Linked DNA regions of Homo sapiens: region 1 is linked to region 2. Evidence: chromatin loops called from intact Hi-C (ENCODE). Cell type or tissue: MCF 10A. All regions are shown on one strand. Each heading gives the region's core, and the rest is flanking DNA. Links, peaks and the distances in the headings are about the cores only. Region 1 overlaps STK32A (serine/threonine kinase 32A). Region 2 holds the start of JAKMIP2-AS1 (JAKMIP2 antisense RNA 1).

Evidence for each region. Peaks named below come from ENCODE experiments on the same cell type or tissue, not always from the same donor. Only the 100,000 strongest peaks of a DNase experiment are listed, where the experiment ranks them.
Region 1: it touches region 2 in a loop (8-fold over the local background); 2 of 110 quality-filtered maps call a loop at or near these places.

The regions. Positions count from the first base shown.
Region 1 is chr5:147,365,528-147,373,869 of GRCh38, reverse strand. It overlaps STK32A (serine/threonine kinase 32A), which reads right to left. Exons shown (of 13, transcript NM_001112724.2): 9 at 3,100-3,216; 10 at 576-701. Among named protein-coding and RNA genes, the nearest start is that of STK32A, 130 kb to the right of the region's middle. In MCF 10A, for the core only: a CTCF peak has its summit at 3,913; no DNase peak of the experiment used is centred there.
Region 2 is chr5:147,555,140-147,563,481 of GRCh38, reverse strand. It overlaps JAKMIP2-AS1 (JAKMIP2 antisense RNA 1), which reads right to left and starts at 3,488. Exons shown (of 4, transcript NR_038902.1): 1 at 3,345-3,488. RefSeq lists enhancers at 1,760-2,689, 7,161-7,660. In MCF 10A, for the core only: CTCF peaks have their summits at 3,608 and 4,399 (motif pointing right); a DNase peak (open chromatin) is centred at 4,411.

The DNA.
Region 1 (8,342 bases), core at 242-8,241, 190 kb after region 2:
GGACTCTGGCTCTTACCAGCATAATGCAGTAGACCACAGAAGTCCATTGGTTTGGCTATCCATCCAATGGGAATTATATGTCTTTGGTTATCAGTCCTTACAAATATAAATCCCTGAGACAGAACAAACAAAGGATGAGGGGCAAATGCTAAAATAAATTCCTCACCCCAACTCCAACAATTTTCAATTCTTTGACTCAGATCTCTAGGGACACAAACTTCTGCATCTTTAGAATCAAAGAAAACTTAAAAAAAACCCCAGCAGATTCATGAGAATGACTATTTGGGGAACTAGGACTTCCTTTCAATAAAAACAGACCATAAAAAGTGGTTAAAAGCTAGAACTTCAGTCGCAAATACACCTGGATTAGAATCCCAGCTTGACTACTTGCTAGCTTTGTGACCTTTGGTGACAAACTTACCCTGTGCATGTCTCAATTCTCTCATCTGTAAAATGGGAATTGGGGCTCTCTTAACAACACTGGTGTGATTATCTAATGAGACAATGTGTGAATCTGGCACACCGGGTAATGCGCACTGAATGGGAGTTATTTGGCTTTGTTAGGATTGACTCACATTAGGAATGAAACCTGGAATGAGCCTCTTCTGAAAAACTGCATCCCAGTTTATATCATTCATATACGGGAAGTTCTGGACATCAGATAACTGAGAAAATCGTTGGTCTGGATTAGGTTCGAGTAGCTGCCAATAAAATGCAAACATCAAGGCCATAAGAAAGGATAGAAGGACAAAAAAAAATCATACAAATTCCCTCTAAATGCTTTCAACTGTAGGACTGAAGGAAAATAGACAGTGTCCCCTATCCCTAATCCCATAAACAATGTAGATCATACATTATTAGAATGAACAGTATGTAGGATTCTGCAATGTGATGAGTAAAAATGGCTTGTCCTACTAAGTCAAATATATCTTTGATTCTTGACTCCTCTACTTACTAAGGGCAAATTTGTTCTCTAAATCTTAGTTTACCCATGTGTTTAAAAAAAGTGGTAATAATGTATTTCATACGATTGTAATCAGGATTAGTGGGAGGCTATTTATACAAAGTACCTAGTAGAAAACCTATGGTGACAAATGTTGATACATTTCACAAGTAGAACTCATTTCCTACTAAGAATTGTAGCTGTTTTTACAACTAATTAAAATACATTGGGGGCGGCATAGATAAGGTGTAACTAAAGTAACTGTTATAGTTCTAGATTTTACTAATTGAGATAAAAGATTTTTGCCCCCTTAACCATTCCTGAGCCAACATCACAGCAATTGTGTGGCTCAAATAGGCATTGTCAGTCCCACTTGAGAATGCTTCTGAAGATGACAACCATGCAACCTCAGGGTGTAATTTGTGGAGTGAAGCAGGGCTGTCTTGGAACTAAGCAGAATTTGCTTATGAAAAATGATCCCCCATTCTATGTCTTTGACATTACTGATGCAATGTCCCTATTCCAAAATAAGGAACTTGACTCCAAAAACAAGAGACACAAATGATGACTCCTTAGCCACTAAAGCTATTTTCCATTACCAGCCACAACTGGTGCAATTTTCTCCTCAAAAAAAAAAAAAAAAAAAAAAAAAAAAAAGGCCAAGCCCATTCCTCTTGGGCCCCTCATTCTTGTTTTGTATCATCACTCAATATACACTTTTGACCTCCCGCTATAACTGTTCTTCATCTGTTTGATGAAGATGGGTACCTTGAAAATCTGATGAAAGCTGTGGACCTCATTTATTTGAATACTTGTCAAATTTCACTTCTCAGGCTTTGTGTTAGATGCTGAGAATACAATGGTAACACATGTCAGACATGGTCCCTACCCTCATGAAGCTAAGAAGAAAATGGTACGTAACCAAGGATCACACAAATGCTGGGTATAATTTTAAACTGAAAAATGCTATGAAGGAAAGATAGTGTTATGTGAACTTACACCAAGAAGGTGATATTTGAGCTAAGAGCTAAAGTTGTGCTTCCCAAACTATGTAGAAGGGTCAGTTATTTTTGTTTGTTTTTGTCTGTTTCAATTTCCAATCCACTGAAATCAGTATGTGGTCTTATTATGCATTGCCAGTATGCAGCACCCCACATAGACACCTTGTGACTTGAGTTCAACAACCGTCAAACAAGCTTGGACCCTCTTCAATAAGATAAGTCCATTGATCATGTGTTTAGATGCTACAGCAGTGTCCAATTGCTATAAAAGTTTCTAAATGCTTCTCTCAAGTTCTTTACTTACAATAGACCTGCAGAAAAAATTCATGGACTAGAACCAGTGAACCACATTGAGTAGTACTGCTCTCAAGGAGGAACTGGAGGAACTAGGATTGGAGGCACTGTTCCAGGAATAGGTACTGGCATGTGCAAAGGTCCTGTGGTGAGAGGAAGACTGGTATGTAAAAGTGAAGAAGGAGAAAAGAAAGAAAAGAAGAAGAAAAAGGCCAAAGCAGTTTATGTGTAGTCAAAGGGGGGACAAAAGTCCAAAAGTCCAAAACAAGGCTTGAGAGGTATTTTGAACTTTTGTACCACAAAATTATTTTAATCTTTATTCTAAGAATAAGGAAAATATCCTGGACTGTCCTTTAACAGACCACTGTGGGGCTGCATGGGGAATAGAATGGAGTGGTAAAAGTGTATGTGGACAAACCCGTTATAAGGCTAGACTGATGGCAGTTGGATCAGGGAAATAGTAGTGAGGACAGAGAGAAGTGAAATATTTTAATACTTAAAATATAAAATTTCAGAACCTGGTGATGAATTGAATACGCAGATGACAAATGAGTCCTGGTTGCTGGCTGGCGTAAGTGGATTTGGATAGAGAAGCCAGTCACTGAGAGAATTTCCTGAGAAGATATTCAGGAAAGACAAAGATAAAGAAGTCCTTTGAGTTTAAGATGGCTTTGGGACATCCAAGGGGAATCTGAGTTGAGTTAATGAAGCCATGTATTTGAAAGCTAACAGCTAGAAAATACACTCTACAAATGTATACTATCATGACTGTCCCCAATATTGTATACTAACTTCTAAACTTAAGCCAGAGAGCCTGCTTCCTTTTGTTACTTCGTTTGGACATGCAGTCTTCCTTCTTACCTTTTTAAGAAGTGACACCATTTCCTGTGACCAGGCAGAAGGGTAAGTTACAACAGTCGTCTCAAACGTGTGTACAATTTCCTTGCTGGAAGTACTGGAGCGAATATGATACGGTCTCTTAAGGGAGAAAAGAAGTAAAAGTCTTCATTTGTATAGGACAAAAGAAAAAAAAAATTTCCAAATGTTTCCAAGCTAAACTTTCAACCGATAAAATATCTATATCAATTTCTAACCCTGTCCAGCTGACTCTTGCGTTGCCATATGTGTAGGTGGTCCTGTGTTGCCAGACCCCCTACTTTTTCTTAAAGAGACACTAGGAATTTATGGTCGCTTCTAAAATACCATAAATTTTAAAGTTGAACACTCCACTGAGCCAAACAAAACATTCAAGTGGACTGAATCAGCCTCTGAGATGCTGATTTGAAATTGTTTTATAAGGTATTATATAAGTATTAACACGAAATACTGGACAAGTCCTCAATAAATGGAAGTCTAAAAAATTATTATGTAAGGGTTGATTGCAAGTAAATCCAGAATTTTACCATACCATCCCTTTCACTGCAACATAATGAGGAAGCTCAGGACAGAAAACTGCTCAGAAAACATCAACTCCAGTCCCACAAATGCTATGAGTCCCTGGTTCCACAGAGTATGGCAGGGTGGAGAATTTTGTGATGAGGCAGAAGCTTTTAAAAAAAATTTTGGGGGAAGAACCAGGTTCTTCTACAGTTTTAATTTTGAAGAAAAGTAATTTAAAAAGAAAAGAAATTAAACAAAAGAAAACTGTGGATTAGCTGTAGTTTTCACAGCTTTACACTAGAGGACAGCCTTTATCTATATTATTTTGTAGGGGACTCACCAACACTGAAATTTCATGTCTCTTATGTGAACTGTAAGATACTCACAGCCAGAGATTATATCATTCTTGTTCATGAGACCAAGCATTCAGTAGGTGCACAATACATGTTTATTTAATGAACAAAATTTCCATATTCGATTAACTAGCCACAGCACAGTTAATATGGATATACACATTGATCACATGCCTGGCCCTTTTAAGATATTTAATAAATGACTGTTGATGGATGACCTAAATTGGGGGAAATGAAAGGGTTTAAGTTTTTCCCTGTAGTAAATCAGTGTTAAGAGGTAATATAAAATAATCATGTGTTTGAGGTTAAAAGGATTTGGTGCTAAACTTCTCCACTCAATTTCTGAGCTTGTTACTTCATCTGTAAAATGAGCTACCTCATGAGATTGCTGGAAAAATTAAAGGAGATAATATGTGTAAATTTCTCAACAGAGTGAGTGGCTAATAGTATTAGACACAATATAAGAGAGAGATTTTTATCATTATTGACACAAAGGTAAAAATGGGCATATGTAAATGTGAATGAATAGTGAACAGCAAAATGAGTCCTCAAGAAAAGTGATGGGAAGAAAAGCTTAATTTTACACATGGCAAGTCAATGTCAGCTATTCATGGAACCATGAAGTGCCAGGAGGTGGCCCTTGAAAGGGAGATTAATTCAAACATTTTTGCTTTTTAAGTAAGATCTAAAAACAACTGCCATATTTACCCCCTCAACACTAAATAAAGGACCATAGCTATATCATATGTCTTGGTAATTATATAGTAGAAATAACTCATTAACTCAATATCAGTAAAGGAGTGCTAGATGCTTTATCACCATTATCAATGTTTATTGGTAATTTAGTAGCCAAAGGGTTAGGTTACTCCATATGATTCAGACCATGTTTATCATTAAGAATCAGATTAGGCTTAGTATACTCAAGCTTCTAGGCTTATATGTGTATGCACATGTGTTTTTACTTTTTTCTGTGTTTCTTCTTGATTTTAATTCATTGCTGCTTCTCAACCTACTGTTTCTGGGCCACCTAGAAAATAAAATGATTTTATAAACAAATGAATTAACTGATGAATGCCACAAGCAGCTGGTTTAAGTGTGTACATTTTTCTCTAGTTACTTTACAAGGCCATATGACTGAATTTAATTTTTAAAATCTCCATGACCTGTTGGTTTATTAAAAAATAATCACATTGTCTTTATCTTATTTTTTAATTTACTTTTACAGTTCTAAATTTTAAAATTAATTTGAATTAATCAACTACCAGAATTGTATATTTATTTATTTACCAATTATTTATTGAATGCCTACCATGTTCCAGCACCTTTCTTAGGCATTGAGGGTACAATGAAGAACAAGACACATATGGTTTCTATGTTGGTGGGGCCTACAGTCTACTTAAGGAAGCATGTAAATTTATTATATAGACTGTATACACACACACACACACACTTAAATAAATGGGATACATGCTATAGAGAAAAATTACAGTATGCAGTCACAGTATATATCATAAAAGCCTAAGGCAGCATCTAAACTAACAGTGAGCATATAGAGAATAAACAAAGTGGAAAAGGTGAAATGTTATAAGGGAACAAATGATGTGTTGTGAATATGGTTGTATTTCAGAAGTGCAAAGGCAAAAGAATTGCAGCTAAGCATGTACAATGAGTACAAAACTATGTACACATCTATCCTAAGTTAACACTTTTGGATAATATGAAACTATAAAAGATGTGGACCTTTGCCTTTGCAATGGCAATGAGATAGTAGGGAGTTAGAGAGATGACAAAGCAGATTAATAGTTAAGGGACACATTCATTAAGACTGAAACCAAACTCAGAAATGATGAGAATGTTTTCGAGCACATTTTCTCATTAAGACATATACTTTTCTGTAAATAAAAATTTGTACGTATGGAGGAAATTGTTTAGCACACTTCCTCTGTGCTTGAGTTGTATTGATGCTTGTAATTAAATGTTACTTCCTTTTCTTCAGATAAGCTACATTTTGAAACGTAATTGCAGGTAGCATAGTTGGTCATTTTTTCCTAGAAGGTGTCTAAGTGATTTGTTTCTCCATTCATTCAATAACTGTCAGGCCTCTGAGCCCAAGCTAAGCCATCATATCCCCTGTGACCTGCACATACACATCCAGATGGCTGGTTCCTGCCTTAACTGATGATATTCCACCACAAAAGAAGTGAAAATGGCCGGTTCCTGCCTTAACTGATGACACTACCTTGTGAAATTCCTTCTCCTGGCTCATCCTGGCTCAAAACGTCCCCCGCTGAGCACCTTGTGATCCTCACCCCTGCCCACCAGAGAACAACCCCCCTTTTTCCTTTACCTACCCAAATCTTATAAAACGGCCCCACTCCTATCTCCCTTCGCTGATTCTCTTTTCGGACTCAGCCCACCTGAAACCCAGGTGAAATAGCCTTGTTGCTCACACAAAGCCTGTTTGGTGGTCTCTTCACATGGATGTGAGTGAAAATAACCATGTATTATATACCTATTTAAAGTTAAATATTGTGACCAGGTGCGGCGGCTCACACCTGTAATCCCACCACTTTGCAGGGCCAAGGCAGGTGGATTGCTTGAGCCCAGGAGTTCAAGACTAGCCTGGGCAACATGGTAAGACCCCAACTCTACAAAAAATACAAAAAATTTCCAGGCATGGTGGCATATGCCTGTAGTCCCAGCTACTTGGGAGGCTCAGGCGGGAGGGTTGATTGGACAGAGGAGGGGGTGGTTGCAGTGAGCCGAGATTGGGCCATTGCACTCCAGCCTGGGGGACAGAGCAAGACTCTCCTGAGGAAAAAAAAAACAGTTAAATACTGTGAATAATACTAACCTATATAAGATACATACTTTACCTTTAATGAATTAACAACCTAATAATATACAAGAGATAAAAAATAAAAATTGATATGCCTATAGATTTAATCCTTAAAAAGAAAATAGATTTAGGTGTTCTGATCTAGAAAGCTGTACATTTTATCTTATGAAATGAAAAAAAAAAAGGCTCAACAAGGTAAAACATACTTCTATTTTTGCTAAAACAACACATCTATCTATATCTATCTATCTGAAGATAGAGTATCCTTATGAGAACAGAAACAAGTTGGAAGTGAATGCAACAAACTGCTAAGATGGGGTTTAAAAGTCAAAGGGAGTTTAATTTCTTAATTGGAAATGTTCTTTGCCTTAGAGACTACAGCTGATTTTTGCTTTCATTTTCGTGGTTTTCTATATTTTCTAATAAGCTTAGATTCCAAAGATTCACAGGATACATAAAGTAAATAAATGTTTGGAAGAGATTCGGATCACTTTAGATAGGGAGGTCAGAGAATGTTTCTTTAGAGAAAGTGCTATTTTGTCATAGGTGATAAAGTATGAATAGAATTTGAATATAAAGAGATCTAGAAAAACCTCCCCAACACGAACTGGAATAGTTTAATAGTGTGTCCTTTCTTAGAAATGACCAAAATACTTGGCTATAAAGATTTTGAAAAGCCCTGCAATGAAGATATATCCTTTATTAAAACTTCATTTAGTGATTTCAAATCTTACGCAGAGTGATTTTTAAAGAAGACCAAGGTTTGCCTTGGAAACTCTCTTTATAGGCGAAGGAACAAGAGGTTAAAAAACCCAAGAGATGCTTTGAGAAGAGGAAGAAGTTCTAAGAGGCCAAAATGAGTTCATGAAGGGTCAGAAATACACAAATGGAAGCAAAATCTGAAACGTTGACCTAATTCCGAAGAATGCCAAGCTAAGACATCTGAAGTTTGTTGTGGGGAGTGGGCGGGGGTGCAGATAAGGCTTGTGAAGGGTGTGTATGTGTATGTGTGTGTGTGTGTGTGTGTAGCACTGGGGAGCAACAGTAGTTTCTTTTTCTTAACAAAAAAGGTCATATCTGTGCTTTAGAAAAATGAATTTGTCAAAGTTGACATATCAAATCACAGGGAACTAGCATAGAGGTAAAATAATATGGGAAGAAGAGAAACAATTTTCTTAGCAAAATTCTTTCCAGGCAGGCGAGAATACCTCTTTTAGATAGGTGATAGTTAAATACAATCCTAGGCATGTTTGAAGAATAACAGATAGTCGTTTGTCTGTTTCAACTCGCTCCTCTGCTTCTGTTTTGCTAGGTGTGTCATAAAAGATGAGGGCAGAGCACAATTGCTCTGAACCCCAGAAGCAGCTAGCAAGGGTCTAACACAGAAGCACAGCCACAGAAGGTGAGTAAATTGGCTGGGGAGAAAAAAATTAAGGGTGAAGTGGGAAAGAGCAGATATGTTTCTACTTTTAAGTAAGTGTATGTTTCTCTTCTCTGTTTTCCTATATAATCATGAGTAGCGTATCTACTTG
Region 2 (8,342 bases), core at 329-8,328:
AGCATGTAGTGCTTAAAATCCAGTATAGTAGTTGCTACCGACCATGTATCAAACATGACAACTATCCCTGGTGCACCTGGAAGCCTGATATTCTAACTTATAGAGGCATATACATACTTCCCTGGCCTCCAGCAGAAAGAACTTGGCAGAGAAAACTCAGAACTAGGCCAGGCATGATGGCTCTTGCCTGTAATCTCAGCACTTTGGGAGGCCCGAGTGGGAGGATCACTTGAGCCGAGGAGTTTGAGTCCAGGCTGGGCAACATCAGGAGACCCCATCTCTACATAAAATAAAATAAAATAAATTAAGCAGGCATGAGGACATATACCTGTGATCTCAACTACTTGGGAGGCTGAGGTGGGAGGATCACTTGAGCCTAGGAGCTTGAGGCTGCAGTGAGCCATGATCATACCACTGCACTCCAGTCTGGGCAACAGAGTGAAACCCTGTCTCAAAAAAGAGAAAAAGAAAAAGAAAACTCGGAACTGCCCAGTAAACAATGGTCACCGAATATTGTTCCTGTAGATGGAGACTGGTTACTGAGGTCCACACTTCTCCAGGCAGGAGTGCTATTGTCCAACTAGCAAAGCCTATGTCTGCAGTGTTGCCAATTGAATTTCCTTTCATTCAATTCTCTGTGTAACCAAGAGGAGTTACCAGATGGTGGGAATAAACCTGCTCACTGATTGGAACCCTGCACCCCTGAGAAACAGTACTTCCTACATAGCAAGTGCTTGATAAGTGGAAGCTACTTTATAAATGCAAAGTATGACTCGGGGGGTGAGAAGCTTCGTTCCAAGATGGTAAGAACTTCTAACTATATATGGATTATTATCCAGATGACTGCAGAATATTGTCCTCACCATTCATGAAATGTCTTGTAATCTCCATCAATTTCACCCAGAACTTTATTTTCTTTAAACCCAAACTCCTTAATCTGGTTCAAAATTAACTCGTTATTTTCCAAAATATACCAACATGTCTTCTGGGCTAGCTTTCTCCCATTAGTCCATTTTCTTCTCACTCTTGCATTATACTCCCTGCTGTATAAGTGGACTCTACTTACAATTTATATCAGAAGCACAGCTTGGGTATTACAGTAAGACCCTGTTTCTACAAAAAATTCTTTTAAAAAATTAGCTGAGTATGGTGACACATGCCGGTAGTCCCAGCTACTCAGGAGGCTGAGGTGAGAGGATCACTTGGAACTGGGGGGTACAGGCTGAAGTGAGCCGAGACTATGCCACTGCACTCCAGCCTGGGTGACACAGCAAGATCCTGTCTCAAAACAAAAGTAACATCCAGGTACAGTGTGGTTCACGCCTGTAATCCCAGCACTTTGGGAAGCCAAGGTGGGCAGATCATTTGAGGTGAGAAGTTCGAGACCAGCCTGACCAACATGGTGAAACCCTGTCTCTACTAAAAATACAAAAAAAATTAGCCAGGTGTGTTGGCGCATGCCTGTAATCTCAGCCACTGGGGAGCCTGAAGCAGGAGAATCTCTTGAACCCTGGAGGTGGAGGTTGCAGTGAGCCGAGATCGCACCACTGCACTCCAGCGTGGGCAACAAAGCAAGACTCCGTCTTAAAAAATAAAAATAAATAAAGTATACTCAAATTATTCTAAAAAGTATTTGGGTAATCTCATATTAATTTAAATTAACACTAAACCATATGTCTCCAACACACACACACACACACACACACACACACACGCACGCATACACAATTATTACATAAAATCAGGAATCTGAGAGAAAGGTGACTAGATCACAACAAAGAAACTCTCCATCCTCTCCCCTACTCTATTGCTGTGGGTATGCAGAGAAGGATTTGCTGCCCTTACCCTAAGAAGCTGGAGACTATGTTAGGCTCCATGGGAATAAACAAGGAAATTGCAACAAAGTGAATTACATACAACTACCAAAAAATCTCAGTAAAGGAAAGCATTTGCTCATTAAATATCTGGACATGTAAATCTCAGAAATTTTATCTTGGCCTGATGTGGGCAATAAATTAAACTATATTAGTTCACTTTCTTTCTTTCTTTCTTTCTTTCTTTCTTTCTTTCTTTCTTTCTTTCTTTCTTTCTTTCTTTCTTTCTTTTTTTTTTTTTTGCCTAGTTACAACTCTCTACCCCCAAGCTGAGCCCACCCAGGGTGATTCTTCAAGAGAATATAATTGGGGAATTTTGGTCTCAGTGTGAGGCCTTCAGAACTTAATCACAGGAGTCCAGAATCAAACAGCCCTTAAAAAGCAGTTCTTTCAGTTTTTATACAAAGAACTTCCTGGAACACAAGGAAGCATCATACTGGCTCAGCCCAGCATCTACTCCCCCTCACAGAACTAGACTGACTATCCTTGTCTCAGGTGGCTCCTCAGGCAGTGGGCGAGTCCTTTCTATCAGTCCTTTCTCTCATGGTTCCCTCTGTTCCTACCTTTGAAAGAGAAGCCAAGCTGAGTGATTAAGAGTCTGCCCTTGTAAGAAAAGGAGTTGGGAATTACAAGATGATGTAGCTGGCAACTTCCCTAGCTGAAAAGAGAAACACGCAAGTCTAATTTTTATGCTCTTCTGCTTTTGAATCACAGTTTTTTAAAAAATCAAATAATAATAATATGTCAAGGAAAAAGCAAGGTCCCACCAGACTCCTGGAAAGGAGCCTTTGTGTTGAGTAGGGAAATGTATGTGAACACATGAATTAGAGAAGCCAAGAATTTAGAAAGGGAAGGAATGTGGAGGGATCCAGAGGGGAATACTGTGTCTAGGAGGGAAAAGAAGTTGAAACCAGCAAGATGGGGAGGCAATGGAAAGGAGGATTGGGAGAGAGAGAGACAGTGTGTGTCTGGCGCTTAGACAGAAAAAAAAAATAGAAAAAGAACAGAAATAAGAAAAGTAGATTTCTCGAAGTTTGGACATATATTTGAGATGTTCATGTATTTGTAAAAGAAACGAATCAGCCTTCAAGCTGCTGTAGGGTGGGCAGAGACAGCTAGGGGATCCCGTCCATTAGGGTTATAGTTCTTTTTTTATTTAATGCTTTGAAAAGGCAAAATAGATCAATTTACCTGTCTAAATTCAGTACCTTGGACTTCTTTAGCAAATAAGCTATTTAGTGAGCTTTCTTTCCTGTTCTGATGGCAGATTTTTTCTTCTGCTGGAGTGACAGGGGAGAATAGGGGATATGAGATAGAATTATTCTTTCCTCAACTAGTCTTTCTATCATGACTGGATTTCAGTTCAGCTATACTTTAATAAACCCATATTTTGAGCTTAGCATGTTCAGATGTTTATGATTTCTTTTTCTATATGTAAAAGAACAAAGATTAAGAGGTTTAGAAACTTACCCCAAGTTCCATGGCCAAAATGTGAAGACATGTTTTGATTCCTGGATGGGAGTTCTTTCCACCACAGCTGTCACCTGTGTATTTCTCAAAGTGTGGTCCGCAGATCAACAGCATCCACATCCTCAGAGAGCACAGTAGGAATACAGCATCCTAAGTCCTACCCCAGACCTCCTGAATCAGAATCTGCATGTTAAGCAGGCCCCCAGGTGGTTCATAAGCACGTTTTGGTTTGGGAAGCTGGCATTCCATCATACTGCCTTCTCCAGCTAGAGGGCATTCCTCTCTAGCCACAGCTTTATTCTGGCTATGAAATAGCTGAGAAAAGCTCTGTGTGAACTTGAAAAAAATCTATGCCATTAAGACACTATAGAGGATACAAAGCAAGCCAGAGAACAGAGGGTACAGAATAATTCTATTTTAAAATATATATTTTTGAGACGGGATCTCATTCTGTCACCCAGGCTGGAGTGCAGTGGCACAATCATGGCTCACTGCAGCCTCAACCTTCAAGGCTCAATCAATCCTCTTACCTCAGCCTCCCGGGTAGCTGGGACCACAGATGTGCACCACCATGCCCGGCTAATTTTTGTATTTTTTTAGAGACCAGGTTTTGCCATGTTGCCCGAGTTAGTCTCAAATTCCTAGACCCAAGTGATCCACCTGCCTCAGCTTCCCAAAGTGTTACAATAAATTATATATATAATAGGTATATATATCCATGCAGAAAATAAAGGCTAGAAAGATTTAGGAGAAAATGTTGTCTCTGGTGATGCGATGATAGGCAATCTTGTCTCCTTACTTTTTTTTTCATTGTTCTAGTTTTCTTTTAGAAACACCTGTTAATTTTGAAAAGTTAGGTTTTCTACAGTAATCTTTACTAAATTTGGCTTGCTAAGGGGTGAGAAAAGTAATGCATGAGAAATCTGGGAATTGGCATGAGTGATCCCAATAGAATGCCACTACTGAGGTTTTCTTGGATATTAATGGGCACATAGGGTTCACCGTGTTTATCAGCCTCCTGCACCTACTCTACTCATGTCCAGGGAGGGGTTCATTCTTCTGGCCCCCAGGGGGCAGTCCTCCATAAGTTTACAAAAGCCTACTCTTTTTCCCCCACAGTGTGAATAATCAGGCATCATATTGGCCACAACTCAGCTACACCAAGGTCTGAGAGATTCTGGGCACTTTAACAACAACAGCAAAATACTATAGACACCGAGAGATAATATTTTATAAACAGAGGCAAAATCCCCAAATAAACAGAAAAGAAACAGAACACAAACCACCCACATTGCTCAGCCATAGCACCAAAAGATTTCCATCTACAAGAACATTCTTGTGTTTGGGGAGGGAGGGCAAAGGTGGGAAGGATATACACAACAAAGACATTAGACACAAGGTTCAGATTGCTAAGGTCCGCTTCTATTAATACCTCCTACTATCTGTTAAACCTTGGGCAAGTCACTTAACTGTTCTGCTCCTCTATTTCATCCATTGTCACTTTCTCAATCTGCAGCCTTGAAGATTTTCTGAGTGCTTTAAAAACTGTGAAGTGTGCAAAGATAAGCTTCTTTGCTGTGCTGGTTGCTCAACATTTTCCCTCTGGATCCATTCTAACCCCTTCTCTGAGTTAGTCTGTGCCTTGAGATGCTGATGTTTTTGGATTGTGTCATACAGGCTCTCTGGCCCATTGGCATCTGTTGGGAAGTAACAATTAAGAGATTAGAGAACAGGAGAAGACAGAGGTAGACACTTCCTTGCCAGATACCTATGTTATCTTAAAGAAGCCCCAGAAGAATAGCACTACCAACTTATTACGCAACGCTGACGGCTAAAAGGCATGCTTGAGATTTTACAGTTGTTTTGTGCTAATTATTAAATGTCAGGTTTTCTTATTCACCTTGTTGCCAAACACTGAATAAACCTCAGAATGTTAGAATAGGGTGCAATTTGGGGTATTAGCTTAGTAGTTTCCAAACTACAGTGACAGTCATCTGGTATCCAAAGAACGGTGGAACAGAACACCAAGTGTGTGTGCTTGTCTGCGGCATTGCCTGCAGGTGGAATAAATCATGTGTCACATACAGAAACTCCCTATTATTTTCCAAGTATATGTAAATGGACTTACAACAAAATGCAAGGTCTTAGAAAGGCACGACAGAATTCATGGGGGCTTGTAACTCATTGCATAATTTTTCAATAAGCAGTAATTAAAAGGGCCGTTTTTTAATCTACAAATTTTGGAAACAACTAGGTTCACTTCTAATGAAATCAAACTTTTTATTGTTTTTGTTCATCATTTCAGGTAAATTATTTTCCCTTCCTTTGATTCATTCAACAAAAACTAAGTGAGATCCTCATATATGTTTAGCATTGAGCTAAACATTTGTATTTCTTCCAAAAGTGAAAAAAAAAAATCAACTCATGGACCTTATGTTCTAATGACAAAGGAGTTCATCATACAAATTATTACACAAATATTTGCTTAAATTAAATTTGTGACAAATGCTACGAATCGAAGTTATAGGCTGAGAATGTAGATATACTAGGGGACATAGCCCATTCTAAAGTGTTAGTCAATAAGAAAGAGATACAATATTGAAGTTGAGACTTAATAATACCACTGAAGGAAGCCACTTTGCCATAATTTGTTCTTCACTAAGCCAGTGGACACCACCCAGGACTTCAACAAGTGTCTCCTGCAGCTGGTGTTATGCAAACTGCTCAGTAACTTCCCAATGTCTTGCTCTTGAACTTAGGCAAGAAAGAACTCTAAAATGAGCATCTTAAAATTGTCAATATATTCCTTTCAACTCTTGTTAAAACTGGGCATTTTGCTTCTTGCCATGCATGTATTTTTCAAGATGCTAATCTTAAGGCCCTTCATGGGCTGTGCATGGTGGCTCACGCCTGTAATCCCAGCACTTTGGGAGGCTGAGGGGAGCAGATCACCTGAGGTCGGGAATTTGAGACCAGTCTGACCAACATGGAGAAACTCTGTCTCTACTAAAAATACAAAAGCCGGTCATGGTGGCACTCGCCTGTAATCCCAGCTACTTGGGAGGCTGAGGCAGGAGAATTGCTTGAACCTGGGAGGCAGAGGTTGCAGTGAGCCGAGATCGTGCCATTGCACTCCAGTCTGGGCAAAAAAAAAAAAAAAAGTCCCTTCGTGCTAGATTGTAACAGAGGATGGTGAAGTAGAAGTTTCATTATGATGAGTAGTATTTTTCCTTACTATTGGAAAATTAACCCAGAGTGGATGAAATGTGAATGTATTTGCTTAGTTTATCTTTAAAAATACTCTGGACTATATTTGAATAAATTTATTAGTCTTTGATTCTTAGAATGTTTTTTCAGATTTTAAGTGTGTATATATATACATATATATAGTGTTGTGTTTATATATACGTGTGTATATATATACACATATATAGTGTTGTGTATATATATACAAGTGTATATATATGTATGTGTGTGTGTGTGTGTGTGTGTGTATATATATATATATATATAGAGAGAGAGAGAGAGAGAGAGAGTTGATTCAGAACCCAGTTTTAGCATGTGCTGTGGATAAGGTGATTTTAAGAGGTCAGATTGGGGGAAGGGAGCTCTTATTTTCTAAAATTATGGTTGTCAAGGCTACAAAGTTGAATTAAACTTACTTTGCAAAATCCTTGAAATCTTCTAATGTTTGAGGAAAAGAAAACTTTATGCATATCATATAAAGTAAATCAATATCAGCAAGGACCTTGGCAATACCCTAATGAGCCCTAAGTGAATGTAATCATGGAAACAGTAGAGAAGTGGTAAAATAAGACTCAGCCATTGCAAAATCCCTTGGCAATTGTTGAGTGAGGGCTGTACATAAAGCAAAGCCCACACTGGAAAACTGAGGGAGGGTTGCTTAATTCCTAAAGAGAATGGTTCTCTGCTACCTGCCATGCTGGGAATAATTTTAGAGAGATATTTGGCCAAAGATATTAAGGACTAATGGTGGTTTAATTGGTTTTTTTTGTTTTTTGTTTTTTTCTTTTTGTTTTTTGTTTTGAGACGGAGTCTTGCTCTGTCACTCAGGCTGGAGTGCAGTGGCACAATCTTGGCTCACTGCAACCTCTGCTTTCCAGGTTCAAAAGATTCTCTTGCCTCAGCCTCCCGAGTAGCTGGGATTAGGGGCGTGCACCACCACGCCCGGCTAATTTTTGTATTATTGGTAGAGACAGCGTTTCGCCATGTTGGCCAGGCTGGTCTCGAATTCCTGACCTCAGGTGATCCGCCCGCCTCGGCTTCCCAAAGTGCTGGGATTATAGGTGTGAGCCACCGTACCCGGCCTTTTTGTGTTTGTTTTTTTGTTTTGTTTTTTGTTTTTTTGTTTTTGAGATGGAGTCTCAATGCTGGAGGCGCGATCTCGGCACACTGCAACCTCCGCCTCCCGGTTCAAGCAGTTCTCCTGCCTCAGCCTCCTGAGTAGCTGGGATTACAGGCTTGCACCTCCACGCCTAGCTAATTTTTGTATTATTAGTAGAGACAGGGTTTCACCATGTTGGCCAAAATGGTCTCAAACTCCTGACCTCAGGTGATCCGCCCACCTGGGCCTCCCAAAGTGTTAGGATTACAGGCGTGAGCCACTGTGCCCGGTGGTTTATTTCTTATCTCACTCTTAGCCCCAAAGAACACACTATTCAGGCTCGGCTATTTCAGAATGTCAGTGGCTTCTCTTCTTGTTCCTCAAATCACACCACTCCTAATACCATAATAATCTGTCAATCTCCATGCCAGACAGTGAAACCTCAACTTCCTCATCTATAAGATTAGGATAATGCTAACTTTCACCAATTGCCAGAGGTTTTAAGCGAGGCAATGCATGTAACAGATTTAACCGCAATTACTTGTATGTAGCAAAGATTTTTAAATACTAGCCATCATTATTAGCACTCTTTTGTGGTAGTTAGGGAAGCGGCCATGTACTCATCACTATATTCTTAGCACCTATTACAGTGT